Regions from separate parts of the Homo sapiens genome. Here all the other regions are linked to region 1. Evidence: chromatin loops called from intact Hi-C (ENCODE). Cell type or tissue: PC-9. All regions are shown on one strand. Each heading gives the region's core, and the rest is flanking DNA. Links, peaks and the distances in the headings are about the cores only. Region 1 has its middle 24 kb from the start of TAB2-AS1. Region 2 has its middle 87 kb from the start of TAB2-AS1. Region 3 has its middle 32 kb from the start of SUMO4. Region 4 has its middle 49 kb from the start of UST-AS2. Region 5 overlaps TAB2 (TGF-beta activated kinase 1 (MAP3K7) binding protein 2).

Region 1 (5,000 bases), core at 1-5,000:
TAGGAATTGGACAAGCTCACTTACTGAGCTGGTCAGCCCACTTCCCAATGGGCGCTCTCAGAAGGAACCCTGTGAGATAGAAAGCAGGTCTCTCTGCCTTCAGGATACCTACATTCTAATCAGAGGCTGCCACACTAAACTTGCAGCCTCACCTCATTACAATTCAGTTCTTGTGCTTCTGAACTTTTACACCAGTATTTGGGGAACATTAGGAAGGGGAGACGAAATGTGGACAATGATTCCATTTTATTACATATGAAAAGGGCAGTGGAGCTGATGATTAATAACTACCGCATGCCTTGTGAGCTTGAACAGTCACCACTTTAATGTCAGAGACTTTATTTTCTGTTCCATAGAAAATGGTGGAAAAAGTAGCAAGAAAACAGCATGCATCTGTGGTTATATACTTATGCAATCAGATACTTAATTGCATTCTGTAAATTGCATGTATGTATGTAGGAAGCAATCATTTGTTTAACAACTCTTTGTGGTGTTTTCTTCTAATTTTCCTACAAATTAAATTTTAAACTTGATTTGGGGGTGATACCTAAAGTAAGTTGAACACGCTTTAAATGTCTTTTCTATATAATATTGACTGTCTTGGGAAAAGCACTTAATCACTGCATATGTACATATGTAGATGAGTCTAATTTCTCTTGAAAGAAGAAATTTAAATAAGCTAAGCTAGAGCTCCTATATTAAAACACCTAAAATTAAGCAAAGTATTTTCGAAATGAGTGTGAAAATCTCCTTTGGAAAGTTGACAGTGGGGAAGACATTTAGACCGTATCTCTGGTCCTCAAGTAAGAGGAAGCTCAAACATCAGGGGAGCAGAGGAGGTGTTTACATTTCTTCTTCCAGTTGAAGTTTCACAACTTTGGAAGCAAAAAAGAGAGGAGTGAACAGCTGGCTTTTACAGAGTATCGGAGAGCAGGGTTTCTGGACCAGGGCTCCCTACCCAGAGCAACGGGTTACTGGCAAAGGACAGCGAGAGGATCTACAAACGCTTGGGAAAACATGCTTAACAGGAAGCTCACTGACCTGATTGTGAGGATCAGAAACAGAAATTTGAGGGTGGAGGGGGAAAACTCTGTGAACTTACAGGACAGGGAACAAGACGTGCGCTAGAAAGAGAAGAATGATTGGGGAGGTGTTCCTTAGTGTTCAGCAGAAATAAGGAAGAGGGAAGAGCACGAGGCCAGGCCTCGGGGACCACCAGCCAACCCACAGACACAGAAACAAAGGGAGTTTGATTTTTTTTTTTAGACGGACTCTCGCTCTGTCGCCCAAGCTGGAGTGCAGTGGCACCATCTCAGCTCACTGCAACCTCCGCCTCCCCAGTTCAAGTGATTCTCCTACCTCAGCCCCCCAAGTAGCTGGGATTACAGGCACACAACACCACGCCCAGCTAATTTTTGTATTTTTAGTAGAGACGGGGTTTCACCATTTTGCCAGGCTGGTCTAGGATTCCTGACCTCAAGTGTTCCGCCTGCCTCGGCCTCTCCAAGTGTTGAGATTACAAGCGTGAGCCACCACCCTCAGCCCAGGAGCTTGATATATTAACACAAGACAGAACTATGATCTCACAGTGTCACTGAGGCAGGAACAAGGCCGATGACAGGAATACCACTAAGGGAGGCTATGCCTTGTTCAAACCATAGAAGTGGGGGGAGGGTATCACTGAACTGGATAATAACACTAGGTGTAGTTAGCTGTCCCTATATAGCAAGCATTGTGTTTATTGCCTTCTATTAGTTATTTCCTTTAATCCAACAAAGTAGAGTTCCATTTTTCAGATGAGGAAACTGAGGCTTGGAGAAGTAGGCTCCAAGCAGGCTTTCATCCTCTACACTAAACTGCCTCCAGAGAAAGTGCCCCAGAGCAGAACAAGCCTTGGAATGCTGTCGTACCCCTGGCCCATCCTGAGGGATGCTGCTGTACTTCCCTCACAGCGACCTGTGTGGAAGTCGAAGCCCAAAAGGCAGGCACAGCTGACATCCTGGCCAGGAGTACCCACTCCCATGCCAGGGCATAGTACATAATAGCCCTGTTTCACCTGCCTAGTGTCCACCCCTCACACCAGGAGTGATATATCCTGCATGCAGACCCACCAGCCGGAAGATGGAGGTAGCCAGGCACTCATGGGTGGGGACAAATGATGACAGGAAATAACCAAGGAAGTCATGAATGCCATGGTAACTACCTGGCGGGGGGTGAGAAACAAGGGCTTTCCAGCACAAGTCACAACTTGGGCACTTAGCACAGTGACCAAGAATCTGTCATCCAGGGTCCGAGACAAACCTCCCTCCGCTCAGTGTGCCTCCTTGGCTTCTCCACTGAGACGCCTCTACTGTAGGCCAAGAAAGTTGATCCTGAAAGCTCACCGCAGAAAGCAGCAAACTAAACCTCCTTCCTGCCTGGGCCCAGAGCCACCCAGGGCCCAGCAACCAGTTCTTATCTCTTCATCTGATTTGTCACACGTAAGTGTCATGGTTGAGCCATTGGTTTGTCTCCTCCATTATATTATGAGCCTCTTAAAGGCCAGAAGTGGTTTTTTATCCCTGAATCACCAACATGTAACTGCCCCCTAACAAAGCACTAAGTAATTGTTTACCAAATGACTCATGGATCTGACATTCTTCAAATGAAAACCCCCTAGGAAGGTTTTCTCCAATAGATTAGTCCTGCTTTCCTTTACACTTCACAATATACTTGTTTATTAGATTGTAAATTTCTCAAGGCCAGAAACTCACCTTAATCTATTCAATTGGTGCAAAAGTGATTGTTGTTTTTGCAACTACTTTTAATGGCAAGAACTGCAATTACTTCTGCACCAACCTAATATATCCAATGCTTGATCCATAACGGGCTCTCCATAAACAATAATATAATTTTTTTACCACCATGAAGCCCTCCAACCCTCCCCAAATGCTGTTAGGTTGGACCTCTCAATCCTATCCTTGTGTAATTCGCTTATGAAATGTAAATGTGGCATTTTTACATTTATTCCTATGAAGTTCCAACAGTACTTCACTTCAGTTTATGATTTTTTTAACCTTTTAATAATAATAATCAGTCACATTTTTGTCATTTGTATTTTCAACCAAGTCTTTAAGAACTATATTGAACAAGACACCTATGACTCACAAACCGCTCCTAGTATGAAGTTTTCACATGGGAGGTTTTCAATAACATTTTTAAGATAAAAGAGAAACCTACTAAAAGCAGACTATCTGATAAAATCTTGGCTTCCCCTGCTGACATGTGCAGACTTGAAGACAGAAGAAGTAATAAAGGGAACTCTTGCTACTCGGATGTTTTAAATCAGAATGTTGAAACCATAACCCCCTAGAGGTCACCCCTTTCTTGAGAGGTGCCAGGAGGAAAGTAAGAGGCTGAAGAGGGGTTGGCTGAAGGGCACTGGGGCCAGCAGGAAGTCAACCACTGCCCACCCACACCCCAGCTTCACCCCGAGCTACTCACTGCCATCTTGTATGTATTAGGGTTTTGCGTAAGGTTTTGTTTGGGAGAAACTGGTGCCCACAAAAAAGAAAATGGAAAATCAACCTCCCCATTTCACAGTTGCCCACCTCCTGCCGCATGTACCTTGCAAATGACGCTGTCAGCCAGACATCCCAGGGAGCTGCTTATTCATTTTCTTGTGGACAAGATGGGAAAATAGAGTGCAGTTAGGTTGGGTTCTTAGCAGACAATACACTGTGCTGAGATGATTAATGAATTGATTTCAACCTGGAGGGAGTTCCCTGGGTTGTGTCATAGAACTGTGTGAGATTTTTTCAGTGATTTGAAGGAAACATCAAAGGCATGTGTGCCAGATAAGTAGAAGATAAAAAGATGAGACGACTAAGATTAGAGAGTGTGAAAAAAAAAAAAAAAAACACACTCTTTTTAAAAAATGGCATTGGCCTAAGAATAGACCAAAAACAAAGGCATACCATGTAACAAGAATAAACACTAAGTGCCACTTTTAGATTTTCAAAAACAATTGCAAAAATACAAGATGAGGACATCTGACTTCAGCACTTTTTATTAGAAAGCCAGGAGGTTTATAATTAATAATAACTCCAGCTTTTTAAGTGTGCGCTCTGTGCCACTCAATCTGAGTTCAGAGTGGAGCATAAAAATAAAAGCTAAGGCAAGTTCTGTTTGCATTCATATAAATACAACATTCAAGGCAAGGAAACATCTGACCATAATCTGAACTGGCTGAAACACCAAGTGGGTTTACGGTTTCAATCCCGGATGACACACTGTAAGAGGGACCTTGAGAAACTGGGCCCTGTGCCAAGGAAAACAGAATTTTGAAGGCTCCATAAGCCACAATAGTGAAGAAGTGTTAAAGGAAATGGGGATATTCTGTTGAGGAAGAGCAATCTTGGGAGGAACGTGATAGATGTCTTTAAAAATTTGAAACATCCTATTAAAAGGGGATCCTATGTGTTTGGTGTAACAGCAGAAAGAGGAACTAGGATCAGGAGGGTGAAGTTTGAGGTAGCAGCCTTGTTTGGTCTTGAGCACCAAAAAATCATCTGACTAGCTTGAGCAAAAAGATACATTGGTTGGAAGAACATGAAGGAGTTCACCATTTCCTAGCTAGGCCGAGGAACCAGACTGGGGGTCCACAAGAAACAGAGGGCTCCAGAAAGCCTTGATATCAGGAACTTCTTGACCATCTTGCTTAGCACTGCCTCTACAATTAAAAGAATTCCAGCCATTGCCTTGGTGCTTGTGTCACCCTGCTCAAGATTCATGTCCTAGGAGCGTGAATTTCATTAGACATGCATAGGTCACACATCAGTCCCTTGACTGTCCCAGGGAAATGAGAAGAAGAGTCTGGCAGAAGGACCTTCAAGAGGTCCCTTTGACTTCCACAGGGGGAGGACACCTAGATTTATTTGTCAAACCCAGGCTGGCTCTAGTGGAAAGCAGTTTATTCCCCAAAAGAAAACTATGGTCCTCTTGGGAAGGGAGAATGGATT
Region 2 (6,468 bases), core at 587-5,586, 64 kb before region 1:
CGAAGGTGAGGATGAGGAGGGGGAAGAAAGGAAGGAGGAAAACCTTGCTTGCTTGCTTTCTCTCTTTGATCACTAAGCACGTAAAAGGATGGCAGAATGCCCGGCTTATGCTTCCTGCTTTTGCTGGCCTACACCCAAGGATCTGGGGTCTTCAGCAAGTCCTGAGGGCTGCAGTGCAGCTCTTCTGCTGCTGTTGCCTACAGTGGTTATCTGAGCATTTAACAACCAGGACAGCACAGGCGCCGAGGGACCAGGATGGGCACCGGCCAGGGCTCTGCACGCAGCATCCTGGAGGCCTGGCCTGGGCCAGGTGTCCCTGCAGAGAAAACTGGGTGATTGCAGTGACAGGGACCCCTGGAAAAGGCTGAGGACAACATCAAATTACCAACCCATGTGGACCTATTTCCATATTTTAACAACTGACAGGAGCATACAGGGCATACTGGCTGAATGTCAGCCTTGCCTGCCTGCAACCCACCTTAGTAACACATTTTCCAGTTTTTTAACTGGGCCCATGTAGAATAATCCAGGTATGGGCAGCCATGGGATCACCAGTGTACAGTAACAATGCAATGGCCAGCTATGTCTTGCTTAGGAATAAAAAGGGACACTGGTATTTATCTACCACTCATTTATGCACCAGACATGGTGCTCAGTTTTCATGATTATCTTACTTACTCCTCAAAATAATCCTATTGGATAAGTATTATCATACTTATATATGGAGAAAATGGATAAATATTATCACCTTCATATTATAGTTGGACCCGTATATCATAGATGGTCAAATTACTAACCCATATTCACACAACTAAAAATTGGTAGAACCAAAGTGTCTGTATGAGTCTGTCTGGCTATTTCTACTGTACTAGATGGGGTAGTGGTTGAGCATAGGCCCTGAAGCCACACTGCCTGGATTTCGAGATTATCTCTGCCACTTAGCTAACTATGTGAACTTAGGCAAGTTACTCAACATCTCTATGCCTCAGTCTCCATATATATATAATGTATATATATAAAAATATATATACATATAAATATATATGTATATATAAAATATATATAAATATAAATATATATGTATATATAAAATATATATAAATATATATATAATATATACATATATATTTTTTATAAATATATATATAATATATACATATATTTTTATATATATACATATATATTTATATATGTATATATACACACACACACACACATATATATATATTTTGAGACCAAGTCTCGCTCTGTCACCCAGGCTAGAGTGCAGTGGTACAATCTCAGCTCACTGCAACCTCTGTCTCCCGAGTTCAAGTGATTCTTCTGCCTCAACCTCCTGAGTCGCTGGGATTACAGGCACACACCACCACGCCCAGCTAAGTTTTATATTTTTAGTAGAAATGGGGTTTCACCATGTTGGTCAGGCTGGTCTCGAACTCCTGACCTCGTGATCTGCCTGCCTCAGCCTCCCAAAGTGCTGGGATTACAGGCATGAGCCACCGTGCCTGGCCCCATTCCTGTATTTAAAATGGGAATAAGAGTATTTTCCTCAAAGTTTTGTCGGAGGATTAAATACATTGTGAAGTCCTTGGAACAGTCCTGGCATATAGTAATCATTCAATAAATGTTAGACTTTTCTTGTCCTTGCATCTCTCAGGATGGCCACCCAAGCCCAGCCCATTTATGGCCGGGATCTCTCCAAGTCAATGGATCTCCAATCTCCTTGTTAATGTCACCTCCTTTCTGCTCGCAAGCCAAATATTGGACATCTAAGAAAATCAATTATTCAGCTTTCACTGTAGCCTTAAATACATAATTTTAAGACAGTATTGGGCTCTTTTGTGACCTGGTAACTAAGTTCTTACTTTTATTTTGTTTAATGACTTACTTATCACCCAGACAATGTCTCTAATACTAAGAGAGAGAGGAGAACAGTCAGAGGGGTGACCTAGGACTATGGGGACATGACTGGGGCAGAGCACTGGCTCATGAGATTTTTTTGGAACTGAACGTTTTAACAGACTTTGTTACTATTTAGGTATGGTGAGACCAACAGATCGAGAGACAATCGCCATTAAAAAGATAGTTTGTTACTCACAGTTCCCAAGGGGAGGAGGGCACAGCACCATGAGGGCCACATGGGGATGAACCAGGGACCATCAGGAGGCAGAGGGAGCAGAGAAACTACAGGCAAGAGCCTCGGCTGTGGTTTCTGTGGGAAGGAACAGGAAAGACGGGGTAAGCTACTTAGCATCGGATGGCTTGAATTATTTCAGTGGGCTCTGGGAAGAGGGTCTGTCCCTAGTTGTCTAGCACCTGGGCCAGGGGGGATTAGGGCAGATGGGTAATGACTCAGAGTATGAGAGCCCAGCAAAGAAGGTGGTTGGGGTGTGGACTCTAGGTTGGTTGGTTTGTATTTGAAAATTGTGCCCTTGGGCGGGTTGTTTACTATCCCTACGAATTGGCTAACCCTGAAAGGGGCAGTCCCTCCAGGGGACACAAGGCTCCGGATGTCAAAGCATCAGAATAGAGAAAATAAAAGCCACGGTTCACACACTGAAGCACAGGGCACTACTGGGGTCCTATGGGAGAGGAAGGGGAGACTCCAGAAAGGCACGTGCACGTGAATGACCCCAGCTCCATAGAAGCACCTGAGTGGGTCTCTCCGCCTGACTCCTGTCCTCCTCCCCTCCCTTTTCACCCCCATCTCCAATGAGAGGACTCCATGAACTCGCATTTCCAGCTATCAGCCCTCCCTCCCCCATTGTCTGTCTCTTGCTACGCCTGCTCACCTCTTCCTATCTTCTCCACAAACACCTGATTGTCAAGTCTCCAGGCTCTTCTGGTTGAGCCCTAGAAAACCTTGCTTTTCCATCCTCGCTTCCCCAGAACGCAGCAACTCTGTCATACTTAAACCCTTTCCACCAGCTTATACAAACAGGCCTTTTACAGAATACCCACTGGCAGCAAAGACATATACAAAGCCACAATGGGGTATATTCATCAGTCAAATATGAACTTCTGGGTGTGGGCTTACATCTCAATGGGCTTTGTAAAAATGAGTGATCTGTGCCCTCCTAAAAGGGCAGGGCCAGGGCAGATTTCTGAAGCTGACCAGGCTCAGCTTTCGGGAAAATTGCCTAAATGCTTTCTGAGTATAGCTGAGCATCACTGAGTCATCTCTGTGCCACTCCAGCATGGTCAGAAGTGCCGGGGGACACCGAGAGGGCAGTCGCAGCTGCCCAGAGGGGCCATTTGTACTCCTCCCTTCATGTGCTGGCAAGCTGTGTGTGAACCACTTACTAAGTCACCTGGGGGAAGAACAGTGATTTAGGGTATGGGTGACAAGCAGGTTCCATAGATTGTGAGCCGGTAGGAGGTCTGTCTACTAGAAGCCAGTTATACATGGGTGACTAAAGTGCAGTCAAGCTCCCCTCCCACTGACACTTCACAAGCCAACACAAAGCCCTACGTCTAAAGCCATCAGCTTTCCCAACTGAAGGTACCATTCCAAAGTTCTGTTTTAGGATTGGGGAAGTTTCTGGGAAGTTCCTTCAGCAAGAAGCTTTAATTCTAGTAAGTCAAAGTATACAGAAATGAGATAAACATGAGTGTAATTACATAATTGTTTTCTCATTGAGAAACCTTCCCATGTGAGATATTTCAAACCACTTTGGACAAGGCAAAATTTCCTTCTATGATTTTTTTTAAAGACCTGATACAAAAAGACCTATTAGAGAAATGGTACAAGAATTGGCCTTTGAAATTCTGTTGTTTTTAATAGTTTTATTTCAGCATATATACACAATATTTTATTTTAAATTTTATAATAAAACATGCATTTAAACACATCTGCAGTAAAAAAGCCAAAACTGTCAGCAGTTATTACACAATTCAGACTTTTAGAATTGATTTTTTTCTCCTGTTTCTCTCAGAGTATTTGTAAAATATGAAGTCCAAGTGCCTGAGCTTTTCTGAACATTACCACATAATTTCTCCTTCTCCTGAACACATTAATTTCCCCTCTGTGCCCTCTGCCCACGCCATTTAACCTGCCGGGAAAGACCCCTCCCCTGCCTGCGTCAACCTCCGACTCAACCCCTTGGTCAAGCCCTACATCTCTGACCCTCGCAGCCTGAAGTAACGGCTATCCCCTTCCAATGCAGAGCAATTACTGCTGATGGGATGGCCTTGGCAATTAGCCCAGGATCCCCATGAAATAGCTCTTCCATTGCTCTCTATTAAAATGTCACTCAAACACTTTACTGGCGTTTGGTTTTCCCCTGAGTTACATCTTATCTCCCCAACTGGACTGCACTATTACTTTACTATTTTTTGTGTGTCCCTCGGAAAGCCCAGCAGAGTCACCCTAGGAGGTGACGTCATTACCGTGAGGTCTTGTTTTTGTCCTTTTACCCTTTACCATTTTCTGAGTCCACGTACAGTTTCATTAAATGCTAGATGTTTGACTTCTTTCTGGTAACCTGAAACTCTCAGTTCTGTTGGTTTTGGAACCTGGAAGACATGTCAACTGTGCTGCCCACAACTTTCTTTAAAATGGGCAGATTAGAAGATTTGAGTAAACAAGTTCTTTCCTATTAATGACTTCTGAAGACATACAGACTTGTATGTTATGTCTTCATCAGTTTTACCTCTCAAATAGGTGGGACTTATATTTCCACATCCGGTCGTCATCAAGCTTTCTCGTGCAGCCGGGGAAAGCGAAACACTTCCATAGCTGTGATCCAGTGACAGCAAGTGGGATGCTGTTGAGCTGCTGAGGCTGAATTACCCCTATCCATTTCATATCCAGAAACATTAGAGGGCTCAGCTAACTGCGCTAATTTGAAATATACCAGGGAGACCCAATCTGTGAAAAGGTGAGAAAGATTTTTATTTTATTGCCAGAGTTGAAACCAGACCTGAGTGGTACTTAAAATTTCAGTTACATGAGGAGACGGGTTTCTTTACACTTGATGAGGGCTCTTACAGCTCTGAGTTGGAATAGGTTCAGCAAAGGAGATCCATGAGCCATATGTTGGTGGCCTCTACTCATTATGAAAAATGCATGCTTCTGCAGCTTAAAAGCAAACAAACAAGCTTAAATCCCCACTCTCCTGGTTTTCATATGTGGGGACAGTGCCGCAGTGAGTGTCCTGAGAACAAACACTACAAGCCTCTCTCAACCAGCAAGCAGTGCCATATACAATTGCAAGAGTTGCCTGTAAGGATGTTGAGAATTTCTCTAGGTTTCCTGTTCCCAACCTGGTGAGTCCTTCATCCTAGAAGAACCAAGGACAGCCTCTTTGCTCTGTTTGGAGAAGCCTCAAGAAGTCTCAGTGGCCAGCAGTCAAGTTTCAAATGCCACCATTGCAGATGGGGGCCTTGGGGTTAGAGCACCACTCCTGGACACAAACACACATTTATGTCCAACCCTGGACCAGGAGAAATCGCAGAACCAGCATCCCAGGCCTGACCCTCACAAGGCCTGGCCTGGAGCCTGCCTCGGACAGAGGACCCAAGCCACTCTGAATCTCTCCACAGCCATGTCTCTTAGTCAGCCCGGCTGCTATAATGAAATGCCAGACGCTGGGTGATTTAAACAACAGATACTTGTTTTTGCATCATTTAGAGGCCATAAGTCTGAGATAAAAGTGCCAGCAGATTCAGTTCTTCATGAGGGCACTCCTCCTGGCTTACAGATGGATGGCCACCTTCCTGACATGTCCCAATATGGTCTAGAGAAAGAGAAAGGAAGAAAGAACAAGAGTACATGCTTTGATCTCTCTAACTCTTCTTATAAGTGCTCTAATCAATCCCTTCTTAGGGCCTTCCCCTCCTGACCTCATCTAAACCTAAAGACTCCACTTCCAAAGGCCATCATATCGGGGGTTAGGGCTTCAATATATGAATTTTGGAGGGAAACATTCAGTCCATAACAGCATGTGAACTAAGTAACATGATGAGAATGGGTCAGTTCACAGTGGACCATAAAGCTGAAGGGTCGTGAGGCAGAATCGGGCCTGGAAAAGCCAAGTCCAGAACAAGCTGCACTTGAGCCGGGGACAGGAGACAGGGAGCAGAACTGAAATCAATGAATAGAGATTGGAAGCCACTTTTGCTGTGAGGCAAGAAAAAAGCCGTACTCCAAATCAGGTTAAGGGAAGAGCATAAGAATACATTTCCACAACTGTGACTGCTGAAGTCCCCAGGACCTCCTGAAATCAGTAATCTCCTTCCAGCTCCAGCACGCACGAGGACAGACTCTGCTAGGCTCCTGCCCTAGGATGTTAACGACTTATTTTTTAGGTGTGTATTCCTATCACAGGCTTCCCTTTCCCTGAGTTTGTCTGACTCAAGGCTGACTATTACAGTCACAGGGGGCAAGTAACATCTCAAAGGCCATCCCCAGCTGAGCAAGCTGAGGTCAGATCCCTAGAGAAAGGGGCTGTTATGGGTTCAATTGTG
Region 3 (6,468 bases), core at 618-5,617, 200 kb after region 1:
CCACGTCTTTCAGATATCTCCATAGCCTGATCATGGCCTAAACTGTATTCTGCCTGGCAGTAGGAAGAAAGGGCTTCATAAGGGCACAGGATAGCATTGGCTGGATGGCTATTCCTAGGAGTGTTCTGGATCCAGAGCAAGCTGTAAGAGCAGCCGTGATGTCTGAGAAGAAGAGAGTTTTGGGCAAGCCATTTACCCCTGCCCGCCTTCGTGTTCTCATCTTAAACCCCACTTTCTGATTGGCTGCAAGGATGAAATGGTAATATATGGAAGTCACCAGCACAGTGACTGTGATGGGGGAGCACTCAAACAGCAGCAGGGAGGGAGTTGGCTCTGGGGTCCTCCCTCCCCATCCTCCCTAATGCAAACAAGCCTCGGCCTCACTGCTCATTACCATTATCACACGTTTGCTAAGAAACCCTCTTCCGGATTTTCCATCATCCTCACTCTTCTTGTCAGGATCCAGAAAGCTGTAAATAGGGCTTCAGTGACATCTATAGGAGTCTCATTCTTTTAAAAATTCAAAGCATGTAATGGCTAATGGTAGCATTTATAAAATCTGAGTAGTAGACGCATAGGTATATGTTATGACATTTTCTGCACTTTTATATGTTTAAAAACTTTTTTAAAGAAAGTTTGGGGGGCAAAAAGAATTTACATAATCCAGAGGGAATTTCACAGGAGAACTCACGGTGGGGACAAAGCCACGGGCAGGTGAGAGCAGAACGACCAGGAGGTTTGGTGAGAAAGTGGACGGGGGGGCATCGGGGGTGTTGCCCGCGACTGGTGAGGGTGGCCACGTGGATGGCTGTGGCATTCGTGGATTTAGAGAACACAGAGAGCAGTGGGTACATGGGAGCAGCGCGATGCCAGGGGGACATCCAGTAGAGCCGTTGGGGGCAGCGGGCCCCTGAGGTGTGTTCCCAGGGAGAGGCAGCCACCTGTCAATGATGGTTCAAGCACAGAGTAAAATGGCCAATGGGAGAGGGCGAGACAAGAAGAGCCGCGCCGGCACTCACAGCCAGGCAGAGCTGGAGAAAGCGCTGGAAAAGGGAGAATTGGAAGCATCGCTACATCAAAACAGCCGAATTTTGAAAAAGCAAACAGAGGAAAACGTTCACAACAGATAAAACAGACAAAAGACTGCTGTTCTGAATAGGTATAGTGTTCTTACCGTGAATAAATTAAAAACACCAAGATTCTGATCACCAAGTAGGTAAAATACTTGAATAGATGATTCACCAAAGAGGAATTAAACGTGTTAACAATCCTACGGGGAAAAAAAGTTAAACAAATGGACTTGAAGCTTTTCACCTGTCATGTTGCTGGTGTGGTGCTGATGACAGTGGTTTGGGGGATTGTTTTAATGGTCTTGCTGGTGAAGAAGTGATGACTTGCATTGCTGGTGATGGTGATGGTATACAATTGCACGGCTTTCAAGAAAGCAGCTTGGGAACAGGCATCAGAGGCCTTAAAATATCACATAATTTGCTTGCATCTAACTGGGTCAATTTATGCCAAAGGTATTTTTATTTATAATAGCAAAAAAAAAGAGACATAATGTGCAATAAGTTTAGTCTCTCCACTGGGGAAAATGTAGTTCCCACAGATCATCCTTACAGAGTTTATAATAAGACGAGGAAATGCTCATGTTATTATAAAGAGACAGAGTTTCACTCTTTTGCCCAGGCTGGAGTGAAGTGGCACGATCTAGGCTCACTGCAACCTCCGCCCCCCACCAGGTTCAAGTGATTCTCCTGCCTCAGCCTCCCAAGTACCTGGGATTATAGGCCCCCACCACCATGCCTGTCTAATTTTTGTATTTTTAGTAGAGAGGGGTTTTGCCATGTTGCCCAGGCTGGTCTCGAACTCCTGACCTCAAGTGATCCACCCGCCTCGGCCTCCCAAAGTGCTGGATTACAGGGGTGAGCCACCACGCCCGGCCATAATATTATTTTTAAAAACAGAATTTTTTTGGTCAGTGCTAAAGGAGAAAATTAACTGGTTTATCCCATATGCAAAGATGAAAGAGAAAAATGTAATGATCTCAATAGATGTAGATAAAGCATTCAGGGAATTCAAAGATTATTCACACACAAAAAAATACAACAATAACAGACTGTGAAGAAAAAAGAACCCATTCATAATAACAATAGTGGTAGAAATCTACATGGTACTCAGAAATAATTTTAATAAAATATGCACCCATACATTTGTAAAGAAAATTACAAATCATTATTAAAAGAAATAAAACATTAATGCAAACATGGCAGGGTGTTAAAATTCAAGTCAGGCAGCCACCTTGGGAGGCGAAGGCAGGAGGATCACTTGAGCTCAGGAGTTTGAGACAGGCCTGGGCAACATGGCCAAAAATACAAAAAAATTAGCCAGGTGTGGCGGTGCGCACCTGTGGTCCCAGCTACTCAGAAGGCTGAGCAGGAGAATCACTTGAACCTGGAAAACAGAGGCTGCAGTGAGCCAAGATCATGCCACAGCACTCCAGCCTGGGCAACAAAGTAAGACTCCATCTCAAAAACAAAAAAAAAAAAAATCAGGCATTTGTTACAATAGTCATATATACACATAATTTTATGTATGTTCAAAATAGTTTATTATGAATTTTAAATGAAAACATATTTAATTTGCCTTAGCTGTTACATCTTCCATCACAAAGAGCTGTAACTGCCAGGGTGCAAGTGCACGTGTTTTTTCCTGTGTTTTATCATCCTCATCCTCAGCTGTTCACTGGTTACTGGCCTGGGGCTCCGAGCTGCTAGGCTTGTGGGAACCCCATGACAGGGGAGAGAGCCAGTGGCAGTTCCACCGGGAGCGGGGTCAGATTTGTCGCCAACCCAGGTCAATGCTTGTTGTGCTACAACGGCGCCACCTAATGGTTGGTGCTGGTTCTGACATGCGTCCCTGGGTCTGAAGGGACACCAGCAGCTGTGTTGGGCAGCCTGTTTCTAGCCACTCTGTGTAAAGAGAATAAAGGATTCAGGACTGGTGCGGATTACCGTTGATCAGCTCCTTTCTCAGCTGAAGCAGACCAGCGCCTTCCCCTCCAGAGAATTTCGACTGTGCTTTTCCCCTCTGCCTTCCAGAAGTTAAGGGAGTGGAGTCCTATGTTCTGGAGGGCTCCCTCCTGGCATCCTTGCCAACACTATCGCAATGTTGGAAGCTCTTTAAAAATCATGCCTCAAACCCACATTTGAAGTGAGATTTGAGGGGGAGAACTATTTCTGTAGTCGGATAGGAAAAAACCGCATGGAATGGGAACATACTTTATCCATTTCAAAGCGAGTTGGTCAGTGATGCTATATAAATGTGTTGGGGTGGTTTTTAGAAATCACGGAATGTTAGGGCTGGACAAGACCTTAGAGATATGTTACTAATTCCCCACAAGGCATTTGAATGTCGAAATGTCCAAGAATGTACGTGTGAAACTAAGAACAAAATTGACCCAATAATACTATATACTAAAATTACTAAATTTTACTAAATATACTAAAATACTAAATACTAGTATTTCTAGCATTACACACACGTGTTCCCACACCATGCGATGAGGCGTACCTTTCTCCTTCCACGTCGCTTATCAGTTCTCCACATCTGCACAACAACAGACCACTAACGAAGCTGACTGCTTACTTGTATTGACAGGGAAATCATCAACAGCCTGAGTACTTTGTGCTTCAAAATTACTGAAAAGCAGGCCAGGCACAGTGGCTCCAACCTGTTATCCCAGCACTTTGGGAGGCCGAGGTGGGAGGATCACCTGAGGTCAGGAGTTCGAGACCAGCCTGGGCAACATGGCGAAACCTCTTCTCTACTAAAAATACAAAGATTAGCCAGGCGTGGTGGCACATGCTTGTAATCCCAGATACTCGGGAGGCTGAGGCAGGAGAATCACTTGAACCTGGAAGACAGAGGTTGCAGTGAGCCAAGATGACGCCACTGCACTCCAGCCTGGGCGACAGAGTGAGACTCTGTCTCAAAATAAAATAAAACAAGATAAATAATAAAATAATAAACATTAGAATAAATTACTGAAAATCTGTATCTTCATGGAGCAACAGTTGTGTCGCAGAGGCTGCAGAGCATCCCCTAGTCACTTCCTTCAATTAGTTTTATGATGTACTTGGATAACAATGTCATGATAATTGCCAGCATTTTGTGCAGTAATTCTGTCAAGCACTGCACTTGGGGCTGTATTTACAGTAGCTCGTTTAGTCTTCTTGATGATCCAATATGCCAGATATTCTTTGCACCCTTTTTACTGATGAAAAAATTGAGGTTCAGAGAAGCTAAGATGCTTTCCTAAGGACACACAGCAGGTGGTAGGAGGTAGAGCTGAGATCAGCAGCTAGGCTGCCTGAGGCCAAGGCGGGCTTAGCCACAAAGCAGCAGGTAGCAAAGAAGCTCTGTCCCATCACTGCTCACAGGTGTAATGGAGAGATCCCTGGATTGGTCCCTGTCCTTCATAGTTGGAACCCAATACTTATCAGCTGAAGGATCTCAGACAAGTCACCCTGTGAGCCTCAGTTTATCCATAAAATAGGACTTATAATCTACCTCACAGCACCATGAATTAATATGAAAAGTACATAATACAGTACATGGAAATTTGCTTGATGAATGCCAACATGCCACACAAATGTAAGTTGTCTGTATTACAATATATTTCCCTCCTAGTTTTAGTTAACCATTTTTGGAAGCTTGTTTTTTGCAATGACTATCCTTACTCAGCAAAGCTTCTGAAATGTTCCTTATTTACGATCTTATGAAATGTTTGTGTGCACACTGTGTGATCATCTAGCAAGTCAGTCATTCTTGGCTACTATTTAAAAGTCAAAAAATAAAAGATGCTGGCAATGTTGCAGAGAAAAGAGAACACTCATAACAATGTTGGTGGGAATGTAAATTATTCAGCCCCTGTGGAAAGCAGTTTGGAGATTTCTCAAAGAACTAAAAATACAACTACCATTCACCCCAGCAATCCCATTCCTGGGTATGTACCCAAAGGAAAATACATTGTTCTACCAAAAAGACACCTGCACTCGCATGTTTATTGCAGCACTGTCCACAACAGCAAAGCCATGGACTCCACCTAGGTGCCCATCAGTGGAGGACTGGATAAAGAAAATGGGGCTTCCCTTTGCAGCAACATGGATGCAGCTGCAGACCATTATCCTAAGTTAATTATCACAGAAACAGAAAACCACTTACAAGTGGGAGTGAAACCATAGGTATACATAGACGTAAAGATGTAAACAACAGACCGGGCGCGGTAGCTCAGGCCTGTAATCCCAGCACTTTGGGAAGCCGAGGTAGGAGGATGGCTTCAGGCCAGGAGTTTGAGACCAGCCTGGGCAACATAGTGAAACCCTGTTCCTACAAAAAATAAAAATAAAAAATGCAGCTCATGCCTGTAATCCTAGCACTTTGGGAGGCTGAGGCGGGCGGATCGCCTGAGGTCAGGAGTTCGAGACCAGCCTGACCAACATGGAGAAACCCCACCTCTACTAAAAATACAAAATTAGCCGGGCGTGGTGGCACATGCCTGTAATCCCAGCTACTTGGGAGGCTGAGGCAGGAGAATCACTTGAATCCGGGAGGCAGAGGTTGTAGCGAGCCAAGATTGCACCATTGCACTCCAGCCTGGGCAACAAGAGTGAAACTCTCTCTCAAAAAAAAAAATGTCATTCTTAACTCATTTTTACCAAATATAATGTTAAAAAAAGAAAAAGATGTGTACTGACTCTCAATTTTATGAGCCATTTTGAATGGGTGCCATGATGTGGAGCTAGATTAAGATGGGGGAATTAATGGAAAAGATTTGGGTGTTTATTTCATATTTTTCCCATTAACATTCAATAGTCTTTTTTGGTAAACTTCTAAGAAAAAATAATTAAGTAGATCCATTAATGAATAAAATGATGATATTGGTCCACTAAGAGGATGTGAGTGTGGAAAGTGAGGTGTGATGAAACTGACAGATGAAATATCTGGCAGATGAAATAATAGATATAATTTTTGTAACTGATATAGTGTAAAATAAAAGCAAGACATGTATTCTTGTGTGATTTTTGTTTTTTTGTTTTTTGTTTGTTTTGAGATGGAGTCTCACTCTGTTGCCAAGGCTGGAGGGCAGTGGTGCAATCTCGGCTCACTGCAACCTCCACCTCCCAGGTTCAAGTGATTCTCCTGCCTCAGCCTCCTGAGTAGCTGAGACTACAGCTGCCACCATGCCTGGCTAATTTTTTGTTGTTGTTGTTGTATTTTTGGTAGAGACGGGGTTTCACTATGTTGGCCAGGCTGGTCTCGAACTCCTGACCTCAGGTGATCCACCCGCCTCGGCCTCCCAAAGTGCAGGGATTACAAGCGTGAGCCATCGCGCCCAGCCTCTTGTTGTCATTATGACTGGGGCTGCTGAGGGTTCTCTGGACGTGGGAGAAGGTCCCGTGCTGC
Region 4 (6,468 bases), core at 909-5,908, 150 kb before region 1:
AATATGGTTTGGCTGTGTCCCCACCCAAATCTCATATTGAATTGTAGTTCCCATAATCCCCACATGTGAAAGGGACCCGGTGATGGATAATTGAATCATGGGGGTGGTTACCCCCATGCTATTGTTCTCGTGATAGTGAGTTCTCATGACATCTGATGGTTTTATAAGGGGCTTTTCCCCTTTTGCTGGGCGCTTCTTCTTGCTGCTGCCACCATGTGAAGAAGGACATGTTTGCTTCCCCTTCTGCCATTATTGTAAGTTTCCTGAGGCCTCTCCAACCATGCTGAACAGTGAATCAATCAAACCTCTTTCCTTTATTAATTATCCAGTCTTGGGTATGTCTTAATATTAGCAGTGTGAAAACAGACTAATACAGATCCTATTTCCAAAAATGCTCACATTCTGAGATACTTGGTTAAGACTTTCATATATGAATTTGTGGGGGACACACAATTCAGCCCATAACACCCAGACTATAGCAGAAAAGTTAGGGCAGAGGAACTGAATTCCTACTAGGAGAGAAGCAAGCCTCAAAGTGCAGATTCCTATAGTTGCATTGGGGCTCTGGAGCAGTGATCTGGTCCATTCCCTCATTTTACAGACAAGGAAAACCAAGGTCCAAAGAGGAGACACAAATATGTCACATGCTAACTTTGCCCATTGAGGGTTCCCTTAACTTTTGAAGCAGCTACCAAATTAAAACTTTAAAAAGATGATATAGCCAAAGCCCATCTACAGACCTAGGATCCAGAATGAAAGTGATGAGGCACTTTCAGCCACACCCACTGCCACCTGCTGTACTGGAGCAGCCTCACCATAGGGCTCTCCTGGGAGCCGGGGCTTTGGAACTCGCCTTTCCACAGAGGGAGGGGAGGCCCTATTGGTTTTCAGTCACTGAAGTCCTCAGAGACAAATCCCAAATAAATATTTTATTTTTAATTTTTCTGTCTGCTCAAAAGACACAGAGAGGTTCTTGTTCCTTGGTAAACAGACTTGGAGCATGTTTGCCCATCTCAGATTACAGAGTTTTATTTCTCTTAAAGGCAAAATGAAGATTCTTGTCCTACTTCCTGTAACGAGTTTCAGATGGACCCACCTCCAAAAATATAGTCAAAATGCAGTTCATAAAACTAGGGGAAGTCAAGTACAGACATGTCCCAGGAAAGCAGAACCAGAGGAGAAGCAGACCCCGGGCACTCGCAGGACTATTTGACTCACTGGAGAATTCCCTTCTGCCAGGGCAGGCTTGGCTCACTGCTCCAAGCACTGCAGATTCCCAAGGAACACCCAGGCCCACAGATGTTCATGGGTCACAGAATTGTGAACTGACCACTTGTGCATTTTGGATTTCAACTTGTAAACATGGGGATTCCCTTTTTACAAAAAGAAAAAGGAGAGGATGAAAAATCACCATGCAAAGGAAAGTTGAGAGCTAAGTTTTTCCTTTTGGAATCTTGGCATGCGCATTTAGCTATCTTCAATCTGGCTTTCACCAGACGCTGTGTGCTTTGAGCAGGGGTGGAGCAGTCTGCCCTGTGCCGCTCTGCCAGAACATTCAGACTTGACCTGTCACAGGCCTCTTATTCCAGTCAGGAGCAGACACGGCCCAGGAGATGGGCCCTGCCAGACACAGCAGGCTGCCTTTGAGGTGCAACCAGAGAGGCAGTAAAAACCTGGGAGGAGAGCATTTGACTGACTAGGCTGGGGGCTGCCCACCAGTCAAGTCCCCGAGTTCAAGTCCCAGCTGTTCTGTTTCACTGGGCATCAGTGTAAATCATTTGACCTCCATCGGTCTGAAATCGACTCAGCTGGAAAACATTAGAAAGAAAATAAAACATCTACTGAAAACCAAGAGCTGCTTCTGGGATGAACCATTTCCCACCCTTGACCCCTAAATGCTAAAAGACTGAGCCACAACACTTCCTAAGCTGATGAAAGGTTTGTTCTCACCACAGAACACTGTATCCCCAGCAAGAGGGCATAGAATTACATATAGTCATTCCAGGTTGCCTGAAGCCCCCGTTCCTTCATGTCTGCAAGTGGCATTGCCCAGTATGCTGTGAGTCGATGGACAGCAGCATTTCTGAAATGTGAATTGAGCTCCCAGGAGTAGGCACATCCTCCTGGGCATGAGATAGAGCAAATGCAGCAAGGACCTGTCCTGAAGAAGCATCGGTCCCTTCCTCCTGGCCTGGTTTCCACTGTTCTGTTTACTGTGCCATTATCCAAGATAAACCAGTCTGTGGAATTCCACTTTTCTCAAGCATTCTTTGGGACGAGTTTGTCTAGCTGCAAGTTAGAAGATTCAGCTCTAATTCACAGCTTGTACTAAATACAGGCTTCCTCTAACTTATTTAAACTACTGTGTGTATCTGTGATCCCATGACTAATGGTAATAATGAGCCTAAAACATCCATGTGAATTAATACAGGTTGTGCACAAAGAAAAGTGTTAGTAAAAATTGGAAACCTGGCAGGACGGGGGTACTAAACTTCTTGGAGGGTCATTTCTCATTCTCAGAAGTAGTGTTACTGCTGTGATGTGGGAAAAATCTGGCAATGATTTTGTGGGCTGGTGATGTTTCCAGCATGGTTGATTCCCCATAGGACTGCCATGTTGAAAAACTTTAATGTGTTGTATTACTAATCTTTCAAATGCAGAAGAGAGTTAAGACACTGACCACAAACTTCCTTATAGTCACCTTAAGTTTTGCACATATCAAATTTACTATTTGCTTTTTCTCCTTTTGGCACACTTTCCTGTATGGTGTCCATCTTTGGAAACTAGTGAAATTCTAGTCCAATGTGTATTCTCAAAGGATAATTCATGAACCAAGTGTGTGAGATAGGCATGAAAAAAAATCGTGTTAAATAATTTTGGAAGTGCTGCAGTTCATAGTGTGGTGTTACACAGTATGGTAGTATATTCAGAGTATACTAAGGACTCATGCATACTGAAGCATTTTTAAAAATTAATTGATCTTTTGTTGAATTTCAAATTTCTCAAAAGTATTTGCCATGAAACCCTTATTTGCATAAGACCCATTGATATCCTGTGGAACTAGTGTTCTGGAGACTACACTTTGAGAAACAATGCTTTAATGCAAATTATTGGATTACATTTTTCCTCATTGGAAGACTTGTTTTCCTCTTGCTGTGGTTCAATTTTGGTCCGTGCATCGTGCTTGAAGAAAATATATTTGCATCAGATGACGAACATGTTGATAAAAAGAAGATGGGGACAAATAACATTTTTAGAAAATAACAAGGAATCATCTTTCAGTTTTGCTTATTCTCCTAATTACATTCCTCTATCTCGGGAAAAAGTAGAAACTCTTTTCAAGGTAAAATTTTTTATACTTTTCAATATTATTTGGGTACCTTGAATTAATTCATGACTCCCATGAGGATCAGTGCTTAAATCCAACCAAATAAAGGACATCTGTCCCCCTTTCTTCCTTGGGCTACAGTTGCTTGTGCAGTGGAAAGGAAAGCTATGATGAAACAGAAATCGCAGGTGTTTCAAGTAAGGTTGGTGATGGGGATGAGATTGCTCAGCTCCGGAGCTCTCAGCTACTACACACTGGGGCACCTGTGTTGTTCAGTGCACTAGGGGGCGCCGTATCCATAACAATTTACTCAAGAAATCACAAGTTCTTTCCAAACCTCCTTTCTCTCTCTCACTTGCTCATTTTCCTTTATTGCTTTAAAGCAGTATGGCCCAGAAGAAACTCATGGTTGGTGCATTTACCTGGTACATTTACCAGTGTACATACACACTGTTGATCAATAAGTTATTAGCGTTCCCAGGTCTTCTGGCCTGATTTAAGTTTTGTTGCTATTATTTTTAGATTAGCGTTGTATTTTTAAAATCAGTCTTTATCAGATCATCTTTCCTGAGTTTGTTGTATAACTAAAACATGATGACAATTCTGGTTCAGTAATCAAGAGGTGACCCATGTGATGACTGTCCCAGATAACCTTCAGGCAATACCATAATTGCCACAATACAGATAAGTAGAAAGTGTGTTTAATGCAAAAAACAAGGATATAGGAAGATGTCAAGAAAGAGGCATTGCCCCGTTATCAAGGCCGGCCACACTAGAAAAGGATTCAGGTAACTTTCAGTTTAAATTATTTTCATCTACAAAAATTTATTGGCACACATAGGGGCTACATGGGAGGTCAGTAAAGACCTCAGTAAGGAGAAGACCTCATGTGGGATTTGAGCTAGAGCAGCGGAATTTGCAGATAATAGCAAGGCAGATCATAAGCACAAATATCACTCGGCCCTTGCAGCAGATTTGCAAGAAAGAGGCATTGTCATCCCTATGTGTATAACGGGAAACAAAGCCTCCATGAAGTTAAACAATGAGCCCGTGACAGCACAGTAAGGAGCAAAACCAGGATGCACACTCAAATGTAACATGCTCTTGCTTCTTTTTATTGCTTGTAGGAGGCAAGATAAGATTGAGCCAGATTGCTAAAAATTTTGGAAGAAATTTTTATTTACTATAAGGGCAATGAGGAAGCTTTGGGCATTTCAGAACACAAAAGTGACATGAGGAAATCATTTTCCTTCTTCTAAATTAATTAGCACCCTGTGTATCTCCCCCAGCCCTGCCTACTTCTTTGCAGATCTCTAATCTCTGTGTAGATGGTTATATGGATTAGGAAACTAAGGCTCAAAGAGGCAAATTGATTTTCAAGAGGTCACATAGTGGGTATAGTTGATTCTAGAACCTTCTGGCTGCTTATCTAGCACTCTTTTGTCTACATTATGCTGCCATAGCCAATGTATAGAAAATCATTTTCATCATTCATTGAATATGTTTATCACATAATAACTTCAGGGTTCCTCGGTGAACAGCATTTGGACTCTTGGTCTGAGAGTTTGATTAAACATAATAGAGACAACTACTGTTCATTTGGGGCAGTTTTGAAGGCTCTAATTCCAGACACAAACCTGAAATGAGAAGACCCTACCAAACTAAAACCTGTGTCTTACCTGATTTGATCTTTACTACATTCTACCTACGCCTTTTTGCACAAATCTGAATTTCAAGGATGTAAAGAGAAAAAAGGGCAGTGTGGTTAGATTTAGACATAAACTTGGTTGAATACAAATTAAAAATGTCCCCTTTTCCCACTCCCTGTAAATCAGTATCCAACTCTTGGGTGCAGGATATTGAGTGGGGAAGGGGAGGAGTGGGGCAGAAGGAAAAGAAGTCAGGAATCCAGGCTTCCCAGTCTCTCTGCCACTTACCTCCCTAAAGACTCCTCTTCATTTCATCTCTGGATTTCCAGGTACTTAACCCCTGTGATGGTCAGGTGAGATAGGAGAGGTTCCTGTTTCAGTTATAACTTGCACTGGGGCTGTTGTCAGCAAATCCAGGCCTCTAGCTATTTTCCAGACTGGTCAGAACACTAACCTGAAACCCAGAAGTAACTGCCAGGGCAGAGGTAAGTCACTGGTGGCTTCTGCCTCTACATAGAGCCTTGGATCCCCCAAACACTCTTAGATCCTGGGAGTACTGATGTTTGCCTTTTCTATCTGCCCTCTTTTCTTGGCTTCTCCTTTCTTTCTTTTTAAAATAGCATAAATGAAAAATACAATTCAAAATTAAAATGAGTTTATTACTTCAAATATATCTTTGTGCTCCAGTGAATTGACAGGATTTATTTATGCTATCAAAGTAAATCAAATGAATTTGATTTTGGGGGTGGAGATGAACTTTAAACATAGGCAAAATGAAAGAAATCACAAAGAAAAAAATACTAGAATCTCTGAGTTTCAAATAAAAAAGAACTCAGTTAAAAAGTAAACAAATGAGGGGAAACATTTGTAGCAGACATGGCAGATAAAAGACTGAAACTGCTAATCTTAAGGAACTTACATAAATCAATAAAACGAATAAAATGTGCAAATGACACATTCATTCTCAGACCTTAGCTATTTCAAAAGCTAAGAAACAAGAAAAGTGTTCATCCTCATTAGTAATCAAAGAAGTTTGAACAGAAGCAATGTGGCATCACTGGAGATGCTTTGGGGCAAACATATTTAGGTATGTGAATGCCTGAGATGAGGAGAGAGGTTAGTGAAGTACTCACTCTCGCTCTGCTGATGATGGGAGTAAAATTGATACATTTCTGAAAAGTAATTTGGTAATTCAGATAAAAACCTACAATAAACACTGAGATTCTAACTATTTTGAAAGCCCTACCCCGAATACTTATTTCGTAGCTATAGCATCAAATCCAAAATCTAGAATCATCTAAAGATATTAGTCATGTAATATCAAATTACTCAAAGTCGTAGTCTAAAATGCTTTGATAACAATATCTCTCAACCTTCAAGAAACGTGAACATAGCTTTTACTTGAATTAGAATATGTAGGTTATAGTACATTGCCTAAAGAAAAAAATTTAGTCTAAATTTAGTCTAAATGAGACTAAAAAAAAATTTAAT
Region 5 (5,000 bases), core at 1-5,000, 100 kb after region 1:
TGGAAAATTTTTTAAATGCCACAAGTTTTTTCTGTTGTAACTGATTATTAGCTCCAATAATATTTCCTTATTGATAATTTATATCTTTCTAGCACTTCGTTTTATTTACCCCCATTGCAAGATTGCCATGTGTATTATAATTATCTGTTTACTTTTCAGTTTCTCCCACTAAATGTCAGTTTTTATAGCATGAGTACAATACCTTGGCGCTTGAGCGCTCAGTAAATATTTGTGAATGAATGGACACAGACTACTAGAGTTTAGAGCTAGTAAACTTGATTGTTTTCGAAAGTAAATGAGCTTTTGGGATTCTGGAGTACAGGTTGTGGTTGAATGTCTTTCTGATGCTTCCAAACAAGCATTCTAGCCCTAGAGATTGCACCCATACATAGCAGCGTCACCAACCCAAGATTAGTGAGGCGTACATTTTGCCTCTTTTTTCTCTTTTCCCTAGTGGTAATGGATTTCTGCAAATTCGTCTAAACTTTGGCCCAGATTTCTTGTGTTGAATGGAGTACACATTGCAAATAGTAGGCTAGGTTTAGAGTTGAGTCCATAATAGCATGTCTCCTAGGAAATTTCTTGTGCACATTTTAAAAGAAAGGAATGTTAATCTGTCTGTCTTCTACGCAGTCCTTCTGCCCATTTTCAGGTAGATGGTAGATGTATAGGCCAAGTTTCTCTTCAGTATTTTTATATACCTTTCCACTTTTGAGCTTTACAAGACAAAAATACCCTTAGCCCTTACTATTCCAATGCAGATTTAAATATTAGGAGATTGGGTATTTTTAAAACCATATATTCTTTTATTTCCAGATCCATAGTGTGTGTGTGTGTGTGTGTGTGTGTGTGTGTGTGTGTCTATGTGTCTGTGTGTACAGATACATATATTGTGTTAGTCCATGGCAAATTAGTAAAGTTTGTAAAAAGAATGTCTTTCTCTGGTATTGTTGACACCAACATAGTAAGAATGTTTAAGTGCTTTGCATTAAGCATCTCAGGGAATAAGGAAAGGGAGCTGTATAAAATAATTCTTTGTCTAGTAGGACAAACTGTGTAGTTAACTGAGTCTCGTATAGAGGTGCCTGCCTCACATGATTATTGGGAGCATTAGATGAGTTTATGCATTATAAGTCATTTGACCTAGTGCCTAGCACTTAGTAAATGTAAGCTATTAATAGAAAATTTATTGCTATAAAATTATAAAAATAATAAACTTTAAACTTTATAATCATTTTTGTTATAACTCTTCACTTGGCTTTCTTGATACCATTCTTCCCAACATTTTCTCTGCCTGATTTTTCTGACTTATTCTAAATTCTTCATCCTCAGGTCTCCTCTCTCTTACCTTTTTTTCATTATTCCCTGTGTCAGTGTCAGCACCTTCTGCTGAAACTCACTACAGCGTATCTCTACAAAATCTCTTGCCTTTCTTAGGGAGGAAAGTGACACGATTCAGCCAGTTTTTAGGAAGCTAGCCAAGTTTGTTACCACTGTGAAATACAGTTTAGAAAGGCTTAGCCAGGCATAAGGCCTGTAATACTAGAGTCTTGAGAGGTTGAGGCAAGAGGATTGCTGAAGCCAGGAGTTTGAGACCAGCCTGGGCAACATAGCAAGACCCCATCTCTAATAAAAATAAAAAACTAACTCGGCAGGTAAAGTGCACCTGTAGTCCTGCCTACTCAAGAGGCTGAGTTGAGAGGATCACTTGAGCCCAGGAGTTCGAGGCTGCATATCTATGATTACATGACAGCACTCCAGCCTGGAAAATAGAGCAAGACCTTGTCTCTTAAAAAAAAAAAAAAGAAAACCTTAAGAGTAGAACAAGCAGTCAAACAAGAGGTCATGGTGTTAGGTGATTGCCCAGATAACACATACTTGAACAAGGACATTGTGGTGGAAAAGAGAAATTTTTGTGAAAGTAATCAGTGAAACTTTGCCATTGATTATATGTGGAGAGGAAAAGAATTGAGAACTCTGAGGTTTCTAGCTTCAGAAGCATGTCATTTATAATTAACAGAGAAATACATTAGTGAGTAGGAGGCAGTGAGTTGAGTTTTGGACAAGGTGACTTTAGGTTGCCAGCATGGTATTGTCAGGCTATTAGTTTACTTGTTCCAGTCCCACCCCTCCCTTCCGCCTCCCTCCTTCCCTCACTCGCTCACTGAATTCCATTGCTATTAGTCTAAGAACTTCCCTTTAGGAAAAGTAATTTTTTTTAGTCACAGTCAGCAGTAGAGCTTGAAATTTGTGGAGACCAATTCCCCATTTCCTACCCACATTCTCATTATCCTCTTTTGGTCCGTTTCCCCAGGGAAAAAGGTGAAGATTATTTAGAATAATATCTACTACCATCATTACTACCACCCCACCCCACCTCACCTCCAGGAAATTGGTAGAAAAGTTTATATATAGATATGTATGTATGTATGTATTATATATATAAAAAATATATGTGTGTATATATAACATATATATAATATTTACATACATATATTTGAGACAGGGTATTACTCTGTCACCCAGGCTGGAGGGCAGTGGTACAATCATAGCTCACTGCAGCCTTAACTTCCTGGGCTCAGCCTTAACCTCCCACCTTAGCCTCCCAAGTACCTGGGACTACAGACACCAGCCACCATGCCTGGCTAATACTTTTTTTCTAACTTTTTGTAGAGGCAGGGTTTTGCTGTATTGCACAGGCTAGTCTCAAACTCCTTGGCTCAAGTGATCCTCTTGCTTTGGTCTCCCAAAGTGCTGCGATTACAGGTATGAGCCACTATACCTGACCTAGTTTTTTATTTTTACATCAAATAAATGAAGCAACTTGGCAGGGCTCTTTGAAGAAAAATACAATTTTATGAAGTGTTTGTGATTAAAATATTAATAAGCAGAGTAACACCTCATTCATCTAGTATTCTTAGGTAGTAAGTACATAAAATGATTGAAACTTACTCCTGAATCTATTTTAGAGATTTTATAGAGATTTTACAATATATTATGTATATTGTGTGTAGATAAATATAGATATTCATACCTCCAAATCTATTTCTTTATAATGTTTCACATACTTTGCTGCTTTCTGAAATAGTAACACCTCCTCCCCTCCCCCACTTTTACCCTGCATACTAAACCTTTTCTGGAAGATAGAAATAAACATTTTGTTTCAGAGCTTCAGAATGAGTCAGGAACCCCGGGTTCTAGTCCAGGGCCTGGCACTAAGTTGCTATATGAGAACTGAATCATAGATTCTAGAACAGTGCCTGGCACGTAGTAGTGCTTAACCAATATGTTTGGAATGAATCATTGTCTTGTGCTGACTTTAGTGCTCCTTCCTTGATTTATTACTTGGAATTCATTGCTGCCTAGTAAATAAGCTTCTGGGTTCTTAATTAAATAGGAGTATCTAGGTTCTGATAGAGGTGAACTATAAGCCTAATTTATGTCTGTTTTAACTCCTTAGTGGAACTTTTGGCTTATCTTGATGTATTTTCTGGTACTCGAAGTTGCCAAACAGATGATCTTCTGTGCTTGATTTATTGGGGGCACTTGCTGAGTACTTTATATGTGCCTATATTATGTATATGCAGTGTTCTATGTGTAAGCACATAGCACATGTCTCCGGGGATCTTATAACTTAGATGAAGAGACACAGAAGTAGACTGTAAGAGAATAATTAAATGTTGATTCATAAAGCATTGACCTACAGCTACATTAGTAGTTGTAGGAAAAGATCCATGTGGGCTGAAGCAGGATAAAAAGAATTCAAGTAGAAGGTGAAATTGGAATTGGTTTTGAAGAGGTAGTTAAGATTTTGATAAGCCTCAAGGTGAAGACATAACATTCTAAGCAAGGGCAGTAGTGTAGTAAGCAAAGAAAGGAAAGTGTGGGTTGAACATGTTCAGACAGGCCTGCCCAGATTCCTAAGGGTGTGGGGACTGCTGGGAAATAGAAGCAGGTGAATTTAATAGAGTAGTTTTAATCTGCAAGACCCTGAAGGGATCCAGGGATACAATTTAGAGGGCTGCATGCATTTAGATAAAAAAAAAAAAGTGACATCTTTATATTTTTATGAACTTTGAACTGAAATTTAGCATTTACTTTTAATAAGATTTTAAGCGGCAGACTACAGTAATATTAGCAGTACGTATATCTTTTATTACTAATAGAAAAAGCACAGATATTTTCAGATTACAGCTGTTGATATCTCTATAATTTATGCATATTACTACTTCAGAATTATGGTTTTTATTAGACTCCCACTAGATTTTATTGTATTATTACTAAAGAAGCATATGTATGAATATATCACATACAAGGTTTTTAAAAACACTTGATAACTGTTTCGGTATAATTGGTTTTCTTAGTAATGTATATTTTATGCATTTAAAACCATATTTTCAAAAACAACTATATTTTAGTAAAACTGGCTTTCTTTATAATCCTAGATATTGTATTTTATGCATTTAAAACCACTCTGAGGGGGACTCTGTAGCTTTCTCCAGACTGCCAGAGGGATTCATGACCCCCGATCTAGTGGAACCAAACTGGAGAAGGCATTGAAAAACCACACTGAGGGGTTTTAGCTGAAGTGATAAGCAGGAAAGGAGCCTTGCCAATTTTGTTCATTTGTTTGTTTTGTTTCAGTTACAGAATAGATGTGTTAACATAGAAAATTTCAAAGTTTCAACCAGTTTAGAAAAAAGGGTCAAACTCTTCTTAGCTCACAATTGTAGATAAACTGTTTAAAAAAATAACAGAAACTCATCTTGTAACACCACAGTCACTATCCTTCCTCTTTTATTATTTATCTGTTTCAGTTTATTAAATTCCTCTGCAATTGAGTGAAATATTTAAAGTGGTTATATAGGAAACTTTCTTAATCTCTTATACTATACTTACACAGAGGGTGGGAAGACTGGCAGGGAGCTAAGCAGTGGGTCTGGTCATTTATATGTTTGATGATAGGGATAGGGTGGTAAGCAGTTAGAGATAGAGTAAAA

The links. Peaks named below come from ENCODE experiments on the same cell type or tissue, not always from the same donor. Only the 100,000 strongest peaks of a DNase experiment are listed, where the experiment ranks them.
Region 2: a loop joins it to region 1, with 7 times the contacts of the local background. A loop is called at or near these places in 3 of 110 quality-filtered maps.
Region 3: a loop joins it to region 1, with 2.8 times the contacts of the local background. A loop is called at or near these places in 3 of 110 quality-filtered maps.
Region 4: a loop joins it to region 1, with 8 times the contacts of the local background. A loop is called at or near these places in 7 of 110 quality-filtered maps.
Region 5: it touches region 1 in a loop (11-fold over the local background); 3 of 110 quality-filtered maps call a loop at or near these places.

What each region holds. Positions count from the first base shown.
Region 1 is chr6:149,230,983-149,235,982 of GRCh38, forward strand. It overlaps a transcript of TAB2 not described here. Among named protein-coding and RNA genes, the nearest start is that of TAB2-AS1, 24 kb to the right of the region's middle. In PC-9, for the core only: no CTCF peak of the experiment used is centred there; DNase peaks (open chromatin) are centred at 2,549, 3,239 and 4,269; H3K4me3 peaks cover 404 bases; H3K27ac peaks cover 3,725 bases.
Region 2 is chr6:149,166,827-149,173,294 of GRCh38, forward strand. No RefSeq gene overlaps it. Among named protein-coding and RNA genes, the nearest start is that of TAB2-AS1, 87 kb to the right of the region's middle. In PC-9, for the core only: no CTCF peak of the experiment used is centred there; DNase peaks (open chromatin) are centred at 2,435 and 3,245; H3K27ac peaks cover 2,660 bases.
Region 3 is chr6:149,429,290-149,435,757 of GRCh38, forward strand. No RefSeq gene overlaps it. Among named protein-coding and RNA genes, the nearest start is that of SUMO4, 32 kb to the left of the region's middle. RefSeq lists a silencer at 2,686-2,972. In PC-9, for the core only: CTCF peaks have their summits at 2,898 (motif pointing left) and 3,098; a DNase peak (open chromatin) is centred at 2,882.
Region 4 is chr6:149,078,832-149,085,299 of GRCh38, forward strand. No RefSeq gene overlaps it. Among named protein-coding and RNA genes, the nearest start is that of UST-AS2, 49 kb to the left of the region's middle. RefSeq lists an enhancer at 1,142-1,261. In PC-9, for the core only: CTCF peaks have their summits at 3,607 (motif pointing right) and 3,806; a DNase peak (open chromatin) is centred at 3,620.
Region 5 is chr6:149,332,886-149,337,885 of GRCh38, forward strand. The region is part of intron 1 of TAB2 (TGF-beta activated kinase 1 (MAP3K7) binding protein 2); the gene reads left to right. Among named protein-coding and RNA genes, the nearest start is that of TAB2, 18 kb to the left of the region's middle. RefSeq lists an enhancer at 3,828-3,977. In PC-9, for the core only: no CTCF peak of the experiment used is centred there; a DNase peak (open chromatin) is centred at 2,146; H3K27ac peaks cover 3,799 bases.